Regions from separate parts of the Homo sapiens genome. Here region 2 is linked to region 1. Evidence: chromatin contacts called from ENCODE Hi-C data. All regions are on one chromosome and are shown on one strand. The core of a region is the stretch at or near the end of the contact, and the rest is flanking DNA. Distances in the headings are between cores, read along the strand shown. Region 1 overlaps SMIM35 (small integral membrane protein 35). Region 2 has its middle 31 kb from the start of DDX6.

The links. Hi-C counts contacts between places; a loop is a spot of excess contacts on that map. Pooled maps may share reads with other maps.
Region 2: a loop to region 1 is called in a map with no recorded cell type, with 8 times the contacts of the local background. The contact joins two enhancer-like sites. A Hi-C loop is called at or near these places in 3 of 37 single-sample maps with no recorded cell type and 2 of 50 pooled maps.

Annotation. Positions count from the first base shown.
Region 1 is chr11:118,006,986-118,013,777 of GRCh38, forward strand. SMIM35 (small integral membrane protein 35) reads right to left here. Exons shown (of 5, transcript NM_001394165.1): 4 at 6,763-6,792. Among named protein-coding and RNA genes, the nearest start is that of IL10RA, 24 kb to the left of the region's middle. RefSeq lists a silencer at 2,931-2,980 and enhancers at 3,505-3,604, 3,750-4,250. Within about 2 kb of position 4,111, at least 21 of the 41 ENCODE cell types and tissues checked have a DNase peak (open chromatin) inside an H3K27ac peak, as active enhancers do.
Region 2 is chr11:118,818,263-118,825,101 of GRCh38, forward strand. It overlaps the pseudogene COX7CP3. Among named protein-coding and RNA genes, the nearest start is that of DDX6, 31 kb to the left of the region's middle. RefSeq lists an enhancer at 2,799-2,878. Within about 2 kb of position 2,274, at least 22 of the 41 ENCODE cell types and tissues checked have a DNase peak (open chromatin) inside an H3K27ac peak, as active enhancers do.

The DNA of each region.
Region 1 (6,792 bases), core at 2,861-5,360:
TGGAAATACAAAAGGCATCAGACATGATCCTTCTCCTTCTTGGCTCAGTTGTGTAGTACATACACACACACACGCACACGCACACACACACAGGGGTGTCTCCACCCACCTCCTTCTCCACTCCCCACCCCCACCCAGCACTGTGGAACTGATTAGAGTCCATCTGGAGGGAGAAGTAGGTTCTTGGGGGCCAAAGATGTCAGAGTAGCTGCCAGTTTGGACTGAGGCTAGAAGTGGGTGAAAAAGGATTATTCCGAGTTACCTGAGCTCTGAAATAGCCTCCCAGCTGGAAGGGACCTCAGAGTCCTCAGGTCCAATGGCAGCCTTATACAAACAAACACAGCATCAGGGGCTCAGAGAGCTTGCGCTCACCAGCTACAAGGGGAGGAAATGGGACTAGAATAGAAGATGTAACTTCTTTTTTTTTTTGAGACTGAGACTCGCTCTGTTGCCAGGCTGGAGTGCAGTGGTGCAATCTTGGCTCACTGCAACCTCTGCCTCCTGGGTTCAAGAGATTCCCCTGCCTCAGCCTCCCAAATAGTGGGGGCTACAGTCAGGCACCACCATGCCCAGCTAACTTTTGTATTTTTAGTAGAGACAGGGTTTCACCATGTTGGCCAGGATGGTCTCAAACTCTTGACCTTGTGATCCACCCGCCTTGGCCTCCCAAAGTGCTGGGATTATAGGTGTGAGCCACTGTGCCCGGCCGAAGATGTGACTTCTTATACTGCTCACCATCATCCCCCCAGTGGTTCTCTGCTTATCATGAGAAACCGCATCCTCCTGATTAGGGAGGAGTAGACCAACCCAATAGCTCTGCAGATAAAAACTCACTTCCAGCACTGCCCAACCTGTTTTTTCTTGATTTGTTTTTCAACTTCTTGCTTTCTTTTTTTTTTTTTCTTTTGACAGTCTTGCTCTGTCTCCAGGCTGGAGTCCAGTGGCACAATCTCAGCTCTCTGCAACATCTGCCTCCCAGATTCAAGCAATTCCCTTGCCTCAGCCTCCCTAGTAGCTAGGATTATAGGCACGAGCCACCACGCTCGGCTAATTTTTGTAGTTTTAGCAGAGATGGGTTTTCACTATGTTGGCCAGGCTGATCTTGAACTCCTGACCTCAAGTGATCCACCCGCCTTGGCTTCCCAAAGTGCTAGGATTACAGGCGTGAGCCACCGTGCCCGGCCACACCTGTTGTTTTGCTGGCCTGCTGCTACTCTGGGCAGGCAGAACATTTTCACTTCTGGTCTCCAAGTGTGAGAATTCACCAGGCCACTGGCTTCCTGTTTTGTACCAGATCTGTTTAAATATCACGGCTTCTAGATGGTTTTAGATCACTAAGCAGTTTTTAGAAATATAATAATGATCCTCCCATCTGCTCCCACTTTGAGTTTCTCAGACCCCTGGAGCAGAGAGTGGAGCACCAGAGACTCTGGCCTCCTGGCTCCTGGCACCAGGCCCCCTCCAATGCCACTGGCATGGGACAAGACCATTAAGATTTGAAGAAGAACCTAGAGGAGAGAAAAGCTCCCTCTTCACCTGCCAGCCTTGTCACGGTTTTGATCATTCCTTAGGTTATCCTTTAAGATAGAAAAATCGTCATCTGTGTGCTCTCTCTCAGAAATGTAACTGATCATGAGCACAAGGTTGAATGTAGTCAAGGATGGGGAGAGATCAAAAGTTTTGGTTTTCAGAGCACCTAGGATTGCACCAGGGATGAAGCAATGCCCAAGATGTTCTGAAGAGAGATTTCAACACAATTTCCTGAGAAGTTCCTGGCTATGGCCAGAGCCATGCAAAGTACCGTGGAGAACTCAGAAGAGGTTTAAAACCTGATTCTGCCTGCAAGAAATGCCCATCAAATAGGAGAAAGCAAGGTTAATTTCAGGGAGACTGGATGCCCCCATGGTGCCTAGCATAGTTCCTGGCATGTTATGGAAGCAGCGTGAATAAATGAATGCAAAGAAATAATCAATAATAAAGTTATGGGGGCCTGAGACTATCTGTATTTAAAATCAGCAGAGCACAAGATCCATGGGTCTTACAGAAGTCTCCCTGGAGAAGGGAAATTTGAGCTGGCATGAAGAATGGGCAGAATTTGGTGATTTGGAGGTCAAGGAAGTTCTAAAAAAACAAAAGGAAGAAAGAGGAGTGGGTCAGTGGGAAGCTCAGAGCTGAGGATGGGGCCTGGGGAGGACTGGGCTCCTGAGCGCCCTTCTCACCACACAAGGAGACCCCAAAAAGAGATTAGAGACCATCTGGAGGGAGGAGTATGTTCTTGGGGGCCAAGGATGTTAGGATAGCTGCCAGTTTGGACTGAGGCTAGAAGTGGGTGACAAAGGACTATAAAGAAAATAGATTCTTGCTTGGCCTTGAACAAATCACTTCACGGCACTCTGGGCCTCTGTTCCCTCACCTGTGAGGCTGTGAGGATGAAGACGCGCATCATAAGCCTCTGCCCTGCACTGATATGTGCTCAGCAAATGTTAGCGTTTCACCCTACAGGTAAAGTTGGTTGGGAATGGGCCAGACTTGGAACCTGGTCAGACACACGCAGAGTCAAGGAAAGGCTAAGTAATGCTTAGAATCCTAGACCACTAGGGAACTGCAGCCATCACCTTTCAACTGCCATCTCCTAAATTAGAAAGATATATTGACACTTTGTACTTGCATCTTTTAATTGTTTACTGAGCACCTACTATGGACCAGGCTATACGCTAAGAACTGAGAATGCAGACGCTTTAAAAAAAAAAAAAAAAAAAGTAGATGAGGTCTTTGCTCTCCTACAGGTAAGAACCAGGAGAAGCCTTGGAAAAATAGTCCAATCTTTTGATTCCAGATGCTGAAATAGATGTCCAAAGAGGTGGAGTAAGTAGCCCATGACCACACAGCACATCAGGGCAGGGTCAGAACCAGACCTTATACTACATTCAGTTCTCATCCTTACGCCCTGATGTCAGCTACATCCGTGAGGGTGCAGACTCTGCTCAGCTCTGGTGCAGCCAGTAGCCAGTTGTGGAACTTGGGTAAAGCATGCTGCTTTTCTGACCCAAGTGCCCCCATATGTAAAACGGGACCAAGAATAATCCCTGTGTCTCAAGCTTGACATAAGGCTCAAAATGCAGTACCATGCAAGAAAAGGCTTTGTGTTCTGTGGACTGTGAACTGTGCAAACAGTCTCTGCTCCTCCTTTTGATCACTAAGCAGTTTTTAAAAAGATAATAATGATCCTCCCATCTGCTCCTACTTTGAGTTTCTCAGACTCCTGAAGCAGAGAGAGGGGCACCAGAGACACTGCCCTCCTGGCTCCTGGCACCTGGCCCCCTCCAATGCCACTGGCATGGGACGAGATCATTAAGACTTCAAGGAGAACTTAGAGGAGAGAAAAGCTCCCTCTTCGCCTCCCAGCCTCATCATGATTTTGATCAATTTTCTAGGACAAAGCAGCCTTCTGTGGCTACATTGGGTGTCTCTTCTCTACTCGGCAAGTAGTCACTGACCTCCTCCAGCACGCTCCAGTTTTAGGAGTTACTAAAGACCTATGGAACATAACTTTGTTGGCAGAGGGTTCAGCCTGGTTGAGGAACAGCACAAATGGAGGAAATGTGGCCACCTGCAATTCAGATCAAAATGGTTGGTGTCAAGTCTCAAGCCCTGAGCGAAGTCACAGCAAAGACGGACTTGGGCCATCTCACAGAGACTAGATATGGCCAGGAGGGGAGGGGCTGCAGGGACAAGAGGCCACCCAGGCTGGAGAATAGCCCCAGAGAAGGCACCAAAGCGTGGCAGGGGAACCCGGACCAGCCAGCCCTTGGACCCCCAGCCCCCGTGACTGCCTCTGGGCTCTTAGGGCCAGTGGAAAGAAGAACCGTAAAAAGGTAGCGGGAAGGTGTTGGGAGAGGCTCTGGCACTGCTATGATCTGGGTCCCAGCCAGTGCCTGGCTCAGCCAAACCTGTGGCTGGGTTTCCAGGCATCTGCTCCCGAATCGTTTCTAAACAAGCTGGAATCTGCCCTTTAGAGCCCTCAACAGAAACACGCAAAGTCCAGGGGTAAGGCCCAGGCCCCAAGGGTGAAGAAAGCTGTGCTCGCCAGTAGCCTGCGGAAGTAAGGAAAAGAGGGGGAGGCTGAGGGGACAGAGGGTGCGTCAGAGGGCCCTAAAAGAGGAAGTCGCCCAGTATCAGTTCTGCTCCCGAGGATGGGAAATACCCTCCGTGCTCCCAGCCCCGGGCAGCTGTCCCCGTCTCCTCACCTGAAGCCACAGACCTGGGGCCAGGGCCACCTGGGTCCTGGGTCCCATCCTCCCTTTCAAGATTCCCCAAGGCTACTGAGTTCTGAGCACTTCCGGGGGCCTAGGGTGGCCGGGCATGGACTGCAGACCCAGGATCCCTGCTAGGCAGGGTGCGGGTACAGAGTTTTATTGGGGCCGGGCCAGGTGCAGCAGCTGACACCTATAATCCCAGCACTTTGGGAGGCCGAGGCGGGTGGCTCACTTGAGGTTAGGAGTTCGGGACCAGCCTGGCCAACATAGTGAAACCCCATCTGTACTAAAAATATAAAAGTTAGTCGGGCATGATGGCGCACACCTGTAACCCCAGCTACTTGGGAGGCTGAGGCAGGAGGATCCTTTGAACCTGGGAGACGGAGGTTGCAGTGAGCCAAGATCCCGCCACTGCACTCCAGCCTGGGCAACAGGGCAAGACTCCATCTCAAAAAAAGAAAGAAAGAAAGTTTTACTGGGGCCCAAACCTCAGGGGTTAGGAAAGAGGCCCCAGTCCTCAGAATTGAAATCCAAGGAAGGAAGCCGAAGACAACTCATCTCCCCTCCCTGCTATTCCAAGAGGCCTTCAAGGAAGGGAGGGGTCTCAGAACCACTAAGGGGCCTTCCTCACTCCCACTTACTCAGGGGCAGAAGACTCAGTTGAAGACCTCCAAATCCAGAGACTTGGTAATTAAGTCAAAGCCTGGCTATGCTGGGAGAATGGCCTCCAGACCCTGGCAGAAAATGGGGTAAGGGCTGGTGAGGCTCCCCACCTTCCTTCCTCTACAATCTGCTAGAACCCAAAACGAGAAATGAGGCTTTGGGAAAGGGAGCACAGGAAGAGAAATCACACAGCTTCCCTCCTCCTCCCACTTGCTCTATTGGGCTCCTGCATCTGTTGCTGGGCTGCTAGCAGAGAGGCTGGCAGCTGGCTGTTCTAACTGCAGGTTTCAGCAGTGACAGGCTCCCTTCTCTTGCCCTACTCCATCCACAGGAGCCCCGAGGACTCTGCCTCTCTGGTTTGAACAAGTCTGCACTAAGCACCTTCTAAGCTGACGTCCTGTGCACACTCTGCCTCCAGTCCAGCAGGGCACAGACCGGAGAAAGGAGTGATGACTCACGAGGGGAACTGCCCTGCTGTCTACCAAACTACAGTGGATTCCTGGTTTCCCTGGTGCATTATCTGGTTTGTTCAGCCTCGCCTGGGTTCCTCTTCACACTCCCACCATTTCTGGCCCACTTTTGCCACAGGACAGGCTTTGCACAAGAAATGCAGAACACTGTAATGTAGAACTCACCCACTCCCCCGTGCCCAGCCCATTGCAGGAGCCTAGGCGACAAGAACATGTTTCTAGACTGTTCTCAGCACTGCACATCAAAATTGGGAGTTGGCCATGTTTGGGAGGCACTGAGGCCTTGAGCAGTAAGAGAACAGGCCCAGATTGGGGATGGGGCAGGGGGAGGGTTGAAAGTGCTGGAATCAAGTACAGAGGGGGCAGGGCAGAGTCGAGGCCCAGCTCAGTCTTCAGGGAAGTTGGCCTCAGGTGGGAATGTTAAAACCATGTCTGGAATCACCTCTGTATAACTTTGCTTATTGAAGCTATGAGTGGCTTTCTGGCCCCTGGTCAACCCTACAAGGGCAGGTAACTGGAGATACTACATAAAGAAGCTCCCTGCTGGTGTCTGGAGGCCTTGCCCACACTGGACTGCACTGGGCAGGGCTGGTTCTCCAGGACATCTGTGACCCCTCCTACAGGCTCAGGGGCTTCCTGGGATCTAGATTCCTCCTGAGGAATGGTGGCCTCTTTTAGTTCTGAGAGAAAGCCGCTGCTGCCCAGCCAGACTCCATTCCCAGAGGCCTGACTCCCCAGGACTCCCATACCATAGGCTGGTGGCGTATCCAGAGGAGACCCCCTCATTCTCCACAATGAGGGGCCAGGCCAGGCCTTGAAGATCCGAGGGGATGAGGGCAGTCCAGGGGAGCCTGGGAGGGGCAAGAACTGCCCAAGAGAGAAATGGTTTGAATGGGAAAAAGCAACTGAGATGTGGGGAAGGGATGGGCTTAAAGGCAGGCAAGGGAACGTGTGGCCAGAGTTGGCGGGCCATGAAGCAGGGGAGGCTCCTGGGCTCAGAAAGCTCAGAACTGAAGTGCTAGAGTGATGCTTCTTGGAGATATTGGCCATCTGGAAATTTTATCTCAGAGCAAGAGTTAAGATAAAAAGCTGTGCTCTAGAAGCTTCCACCTTGAATGCAAACAGAACCTTCCCAGGAAGGAAAGGCCGGGCATGGATTGGGTGGACAGGAGGAAACAGGGCAGGCCCAGTGCCAGAAGCGGGTGGGGGAAAACATGACCCAAGCCTGAGATCGGCACCAGAAGACAGGGGATGAACCAAATAATCTCTTTGGGTTCCAAGTGGTCCTTGGTGCGAGGCTTGGGTGACTGGACCCTCTTAGGACCTTACTTGGACATCAGGCTCACTCGGCAGCTCTCCCAACTCCAACTCACCTCCCCAGGGCTTCACAAGTTGCTGTCTCT
Region 2 (6,839 bases), core at 1,024-3,523, 810 kb after region 1:
GACTTACAAATGTTATATATTTTAATAAAAATATATTAAAATACATTATAATATATTAAAATATATTATAATAAAAATAATATTAATATTAATATTTGACTTACAAATATAAATAGTATATGATTATGGTCAGTTTTAATACGGCCAAACAATTTTCTAAAGTCATACCATTGTTTCATACTGCTTTCAAAAATGTTCTTTTGTTTTCCCTTATATTTAGCAAAATATTTTGTTGAGGACTCCAACTCATTTCATCTACAAACAAAAGTTTAAAAATCTATGCTTAGACCAAAGGGATGGAAAAAGAACAGCAAAGACACAGGAAACCTGAGGGAGGAGGAAACTGGGACAGATTCAGGACTGTTTGGCCAGCCAGTTCTTCCTGTAAGATATTCTCTTTCAAGAGCTAAGCTTTGGGGGTTCTAATTCTGTTTTAATAAAACACAGTGTTCCTTTACATAGTTGAACTGAATTGTTTTCCAACAAATATGAATTAAATTGCCTCATTATTTATTTAGGTTAAACAATTAAACTGTAAGCTTAAGAGGAAAGGGACCTTGTACATTCTTCAACATTATAGCCTCAGACATAACAGATGCTCAATAAATGTTTGGATAAATGAATGAATAAATAAATGAATCAGTTTCCTAAAACTTAGCAACTATCTATCATGACCTGATGTAGCATAGTTGGTTCATTATGCTGTGTCTCAAATTCAATGATCCAGGCCTTTCTCCTGAGTCTACCCCAAATACCATGAGACTATATTGGAGCTCTCTTGGGATTATACATGGAGGATCAATAGGCTGGACAACCCCACTCCCTCAGACAGTCAGCCTGGCACTGCCCTTATAGAGATCCTGGTCAAACAGTAGACATAGGCCAAGCACGGTGGCTCAAGCCTGTAATCCCAGCACTTTGGGAGGCCGAGTTGGGAGGATCACTTGAGGCCAGGAGTTTGAGACCAGCCTGGGCAACATGGTGAGACCTCATTTCCATTAAAAATAAAAAATTTAGCCATGCATGGTGTCATGCACCTGCACTTCCCAGCTATTCATGAGGCTGAAGCGGGATGATTTCTTGAGCCTGAGAAGTCAAGGCTACAGTAAGCTGTGATTAGCCTGGGCGACAGAGCGAGACCCTGTCTCAAAAAAAAAAAAAAAAAAGAGATAATTTATGAAAGAATATGTACACACACTCAGAATGATGCATGTGGCTTAACTGTTTACAAGTGTGAATAAATGGCTCATTTACATAGAGTATCACATTTAATCCTCTCAAAGCCCTAAGGGGCTTGTTATTATAATCTTCATTTTATAAATGAGGCAGTTCAGAGAAATGAGGTGAGTTGTTAAAGGTCACAACCAGTAATTGTTAAAGCCTCAATTTAAACTTAGGTCTGTCTAGAGCCTGAGATTTTAAGAATTATGTGTGCATAAATAATTTAAAAATTAAATTTTCTTTGGCTCTCAAGGACATGTATTTTTGCATCTGATTTCAATTAAGCTAAATACATTTGGTGCCGACTAGGTACCGAAGACATTTATATAACTTAAGATAATATCACAATGTATTTACCTTCTCTAAGCACTCCTTCAGCTTCCCTGATTAGGAGGCGGCTGGGCCTTGAAAGAAAACTTCCTTTCTGATGTACGGAACAGAGGACTAGGAGCCTGCGTGAGTAGGTCTTAGGGTGAAGGAAGCCTTTTCAGAAGGGGAGATGAGGGAGAGAGGAAAATGAATTGGCAGGAAAAAGGCAGAAAAGGTATATTTCAAGAGGGAAGTCTGAAAATTATTTCCATCAGAGCTTTCTGTGACTTGTTTTAATGATAGCCATCCAGGCTTTTTATTTTATTTATTTATTTTATTTTATTTTGAGATGGAGTCTCACTCTGTTGCCCAGGCTGGAGTAGAATGGCGCGATCTCAGCTCACTGCAACCTCCGCCTCCTGGGTTCAAGCGATTCTCCTGCCTCAGTCTCCTGAGTAGCTGGGACTACAGGCGCCCACTACCACACCCGGCTAATTTTTGTGGTTTTTTTAGTAGAGACAGGGTTTCACTATATTGGCCAGGCTGGTCTCAAACTCCTGAACTTGTGATCCACCCATCTCGGCCTCCCAAAGTGCTGCGATTACAGGCATGAGCCACCGCGCCTGGCCAGCCATCCAGTTCTTGAAGGCCAAAGAAAGCATAATAAACCTGAAGATTCTTGGCAGATCCTGGCATTGCTGGACTGCAGGGTGCATAAACACCCTGGGTGACAGATGACGTGGCCGGCCATCTCAGGCCCATCCCTGTGCACTGGGTCTGGACGGTGCCAGCTCCTTGGCAACACTGCAGGCTGTTATGACCCTGTGCCAGGGCGGGGGAGGGGCCGAGCACCAGGTGACGTGGCAACACCGCAGTCAAAGGAAAGCCATGCTAAGAGGCCACTGCCCCGCAGTCCTGTGACAGGCAAGGGGAATGCAGGAATATTGGGGAAGAGGGGAGGGGTGGAGGGGAAGGATCATTGTTGCACGGCTCTAGCAAGAAAGAAAATCTAAAATTCTGCTTCATGGCTCAGCTCCCAGCACAGCTAATGCTTGGAATGGACCAGTTGCCTGGACAGTTTCAATTATTTGTCATAAGCAGCTCAGGCCTTGGTGTGCAGATTTCCTTTGCCCCTCAGTTTCAGATAGCCCACTGTGGCCCCTGCTCATGATTCAGACTGAAATAGCTGCCTGTTTTGCATGCCAGTTAAGCCTGCATTTCAGTTCTTGTTTCTTTGAAAGGACCTGTCAGGGAAGCAGTATGAAATGTCAGGTTCCGGTTTGGTATTCCCCCTCTACCTTCAACCTTGTAGCTTGACTTTTGTGGGATTCCCACTCATGCTCAGAGTCCCCTCATGCGAATAGGCTTATCTAATTCACAAGTAGCTCGGTGATGTGATGATGCCTGGCCCTGTGAAATCATATTTTTTCACCTTACATCACCTTCCATGGACTGGCTGGAATTCAGATTAGTTAGCCATCCCATTCTTGCTTGGACATGCTTATTAAAGATAGAGGATATTGGCCAGGCGCAGTGGCTCATGCCTGTAACCCCAGCCCTTTAGGAGGCTGAGGCAGGTGAATCATCCAAGGTCAGGAGTTCAAGACCAGCCTGGCCAACGTGGTGAAACTCCGTCTCTACTAAAAATACAAAAAATTAGCCGGGTGTGGTGGCACGCACCTGTATTCCCAGCTACTCGGGAGGCTGAGGCAGGAGAATTGCTTGAACCCAGGAGGCAGAGGTTGCAGGGAGCCGAGATCGTGCCACTGCCCTCCAGCCTGGGCAACAGAGTGGGACTCCATCTCAAAAAAAAAAAAAGGCATTATCAATTATCAAGGAATTATCAATTTCTTCCTACAAAATAACTGAGGAGTCCTACATAGATCTTTACAATTGTCTGTGTAGAAGTTCAAACTCCTGAAAGTTGGCTAGTCCTTGTTCATATCTACCCCATACCTGTGTTAATACCGTTTACATTTACTCTTTCAGACACAGGGGAACAAGGTCCTGAGCAAAGGAGGACTTGGTATGAACAAGTGGGTTTGGTGCCGCCATTGCTTCTGGCTTGGGTCTCTGCAACTTTGGTGGAGCTTCCAAGAGCTCCATGTGGGGACGGAGCATTAGATGGTTGACAACATCTGTGGTCTGCAGGAGCCACTATGCGGAGGGCCCAGGGAAGAATTTGCCATTTTCAATGAAAAACACGTGGCAGTTACTAATTATGATGACTTTGTACTGGGATCGGGATCTGCGGCACCCTTCTTTAAAGTAAAACACCAACTGCTTAAGAAATAAGAATGTTTTAGTTTATCCATTGAACAGACATGAAGAGTGTTTCAAGAGATGCAATCCCTTTGAAAAATGGATCAAACTCTTGAACTCATGTAGCATACTAGATATGTTTGTGAATAAACTCATGACATGAAAAATCAGTCAATCAATTTAGCCTTGGACATAAATAGATAATGGCTTCTCATTCCCCGTTTACAGTGGCCCCTCCTTCTCTTGTCTTTTCCAAATACAAGACCGCTTAGATCTTTATCATCATCCTGAGGAGCTGATATTCAAGATTATATGTAAGACATGGGGAACTTGAACTCAGAGGGGTTTTTTTGTGTTTGTGTGTGTGTGTGTGTGTGTGTGTGTGTGTGTGTGTGTGTGACAAGGTCTCACTGCTGCCCAGACTGAGTGCTGTGGCACAGTCACAGCTCACTGTAGCATCAACCTCCTGGGCTCAAGCGATCCTCCTACCTCAGCCTCCTGAGTAGCTGGGACCACAGGTATGCACCAGTATGCTCGGCTAATATTTTTATATTTTGTAGAGACAGGGCTTTGCCATGTTGTCCAGACTGGTCTTGAATTCCTGGACACAAGTAATCTTCCTGTCTTGGCCTCCCAAAGTGCTGGGATTACAGGTGTGAGCCACCGTGCCCAGCCAGAATTGGAGATTTTTAAATACAGAAATTCTCAAGTGCTTTGCCCAGGAAGGGCTACATTTGTCAACTTTTCTGGCTGCTGGAGCAGGTCAGAGAGGGCTAATATTCCTGTCAGAGGTGGTAGATTTCCTCTGACCCCATTTGTTCATCTCTACACTTTCTGAAGAAAAGTCCCTTTTCAGATGTCTATATATTTTTAAATATTCTCATTATTTAGAAAGCTCCTTTCTTTATGTTCTGAGTGAATTACTCCCATGTGTTAAGAGTTGGGAAGTGATAGGAAAGGTAGGGTCCAAGGAAAGTAGTCAAAATTGATCAAGGACCCAGCTGAAAGATAAATGAAGTTGAACAGTTCACAAAAGAGGAAATATATTGGGCTAAAAGACACGTGGGAAAATGTTCAACTTCACTAATAACAAAAGAAATGCAAATTTTAAGAACCAGGTACCGTTTCATCTATAAAATTTGCAAAAGTTAAAAATGTGTGGCCTGGCGCAGTGGCTCATGCCTATAATTCCAGCACTTTGGGAGGCCAAGGTGGGTGGATCATGAGGTCAGGAGTTCGAGACCAGCCTGGCCAAAGTGGTGAAACTCCGTCTCTACTAAAAATACAAAAAATTAGCTGGGCATGGTGGCAGGCACCTGTAATCCCAGCTACTTGGGAGGCTGAGGCAGAGAATTGCGTGAACCTGGGAGGCGAAGTTTGCAGTGAGCCGAGATTGCACCACTGTGCTCCAGCCTGGGCAACAGAGCAAGACTCCATCTCAAAAAAAAAAAAAAAAAAGGGTTGGGGGTGGTGAGAAAATACCCAGTATTGGCAAGCATGCAGTGTGGTGGCTGTCTTTATGCCCTGCTAGTGGTGGGCTAAATTGATGCCACTTTTAGGGAAACCATCTGGTGATGCGTATCAATCATATTCCTGTTAAATTATCCTAAGAAAGTTATCCAGAACATAACACAAATTTATTCACAATGATGCAGCGTTATTTATAAGAAAAAATGGGAATAACTTAAGTATCAAAAAATATGAGACTGGTTAAATAAATGATAATATATTCTCACAGTAGAACACTAATGCAACTGTTGGGAAAGATGCTTTGTGGGCCAGGTGCGGTGGCTCACACCTGTAATCCCAGTACTTTGGGAGGCCGAGGCGGGCAGATCATGAGGTCAGGAGATTGAGACCATCCTGGCTAACATGGTGAAACCCCGTCTCTACTAAAAATAAAAAAAAATTAGCCAGGTGTGGTGGCGGGTGCCTGCAGTCCCAGCTACTCGGGAGGCTGAGGCAGGAGAATGGCGTGAACCCGGGAGGTGGAGCTTGCAGTGAGCCGAGATCGCGCCACTGTACTCCAGCCTGGTGACAGAGCGAGACTGCACCTCAAAAAAAAAAAAAAAAAAAAGATGCTTTGTTAAGTTTTCTAGTACCACGAGAAAATGCTTTTTTTACAATCCAGGCTGGGGTGCAGTGGTGCAATCTTGGCCTCCCCAGTTCAAATGATTCTTGTGCCTCAGCCTCCCTACTGGGATTACAGGTGTGTGCCAGCACACCCAGCTAATTTTTTAATATTTTTAGTAGAGATGGGTTTTTGCCATGTTAGCCAAGCTGGTCTCGAACTCCTGGCCTCATGTGATCCACCCACCTGGGTCTCCCAAAGTGTTGTGGGCCACTGCGCCTGGCCTATTACAATGTTAATTAAAAGGTGCAAAATACAAAATTGTATTTGCAGTCATCCCTCAGTAGCTGTGGAAGATTGGTTCTAGGACTCCCCCTGTCCCCACAGATACCAAAATCCACAATATACAAGTTCCTTCTTTTTATGTTGTTGCTTTTTTTTTTTTTGAGACAGAGTTTCACTCTTGTCGCCCAGGCTGGAGTGCAGTGGCACGATCTCGGCTCACTGCAACCTCTGCCTCCTGGGTTCAAGCGATTCTCCTGCTTCAGCCTCCTGAGTAGCTGGGATTACAGGCAGGTACCACCACACCCAGCTAATTTTTGTATTTTTGGTAGAGATGGGTTTCACCATGTTGGCCAGGATGGTCTCAAACTGCTGACCTCAGGTGATCCCCCCGCCTCGGTCTCCCAAAGTGCTGGTATTACAGGCGTGAGCCACTGTGCCTGGCCACAAGTTCCTAATATAAAATAATGTAGTATTTGCATGCAACCTACTGACATCCTCCCATATACTTTAAATCATCTCTAGGTTACTTATAATACCTAATGCAATGTAAATGCTATGTGAATAGTAGTTTTACTGTATTGTTTAGGAAATAATGACAGGACAAAAAAACCTGTGCATGTTCAGTACAAATGCAGCCATCCTTTCCTTTTTCAAATATTTTCAATCTGTAGTTGGTTGAATCCCAGGATGC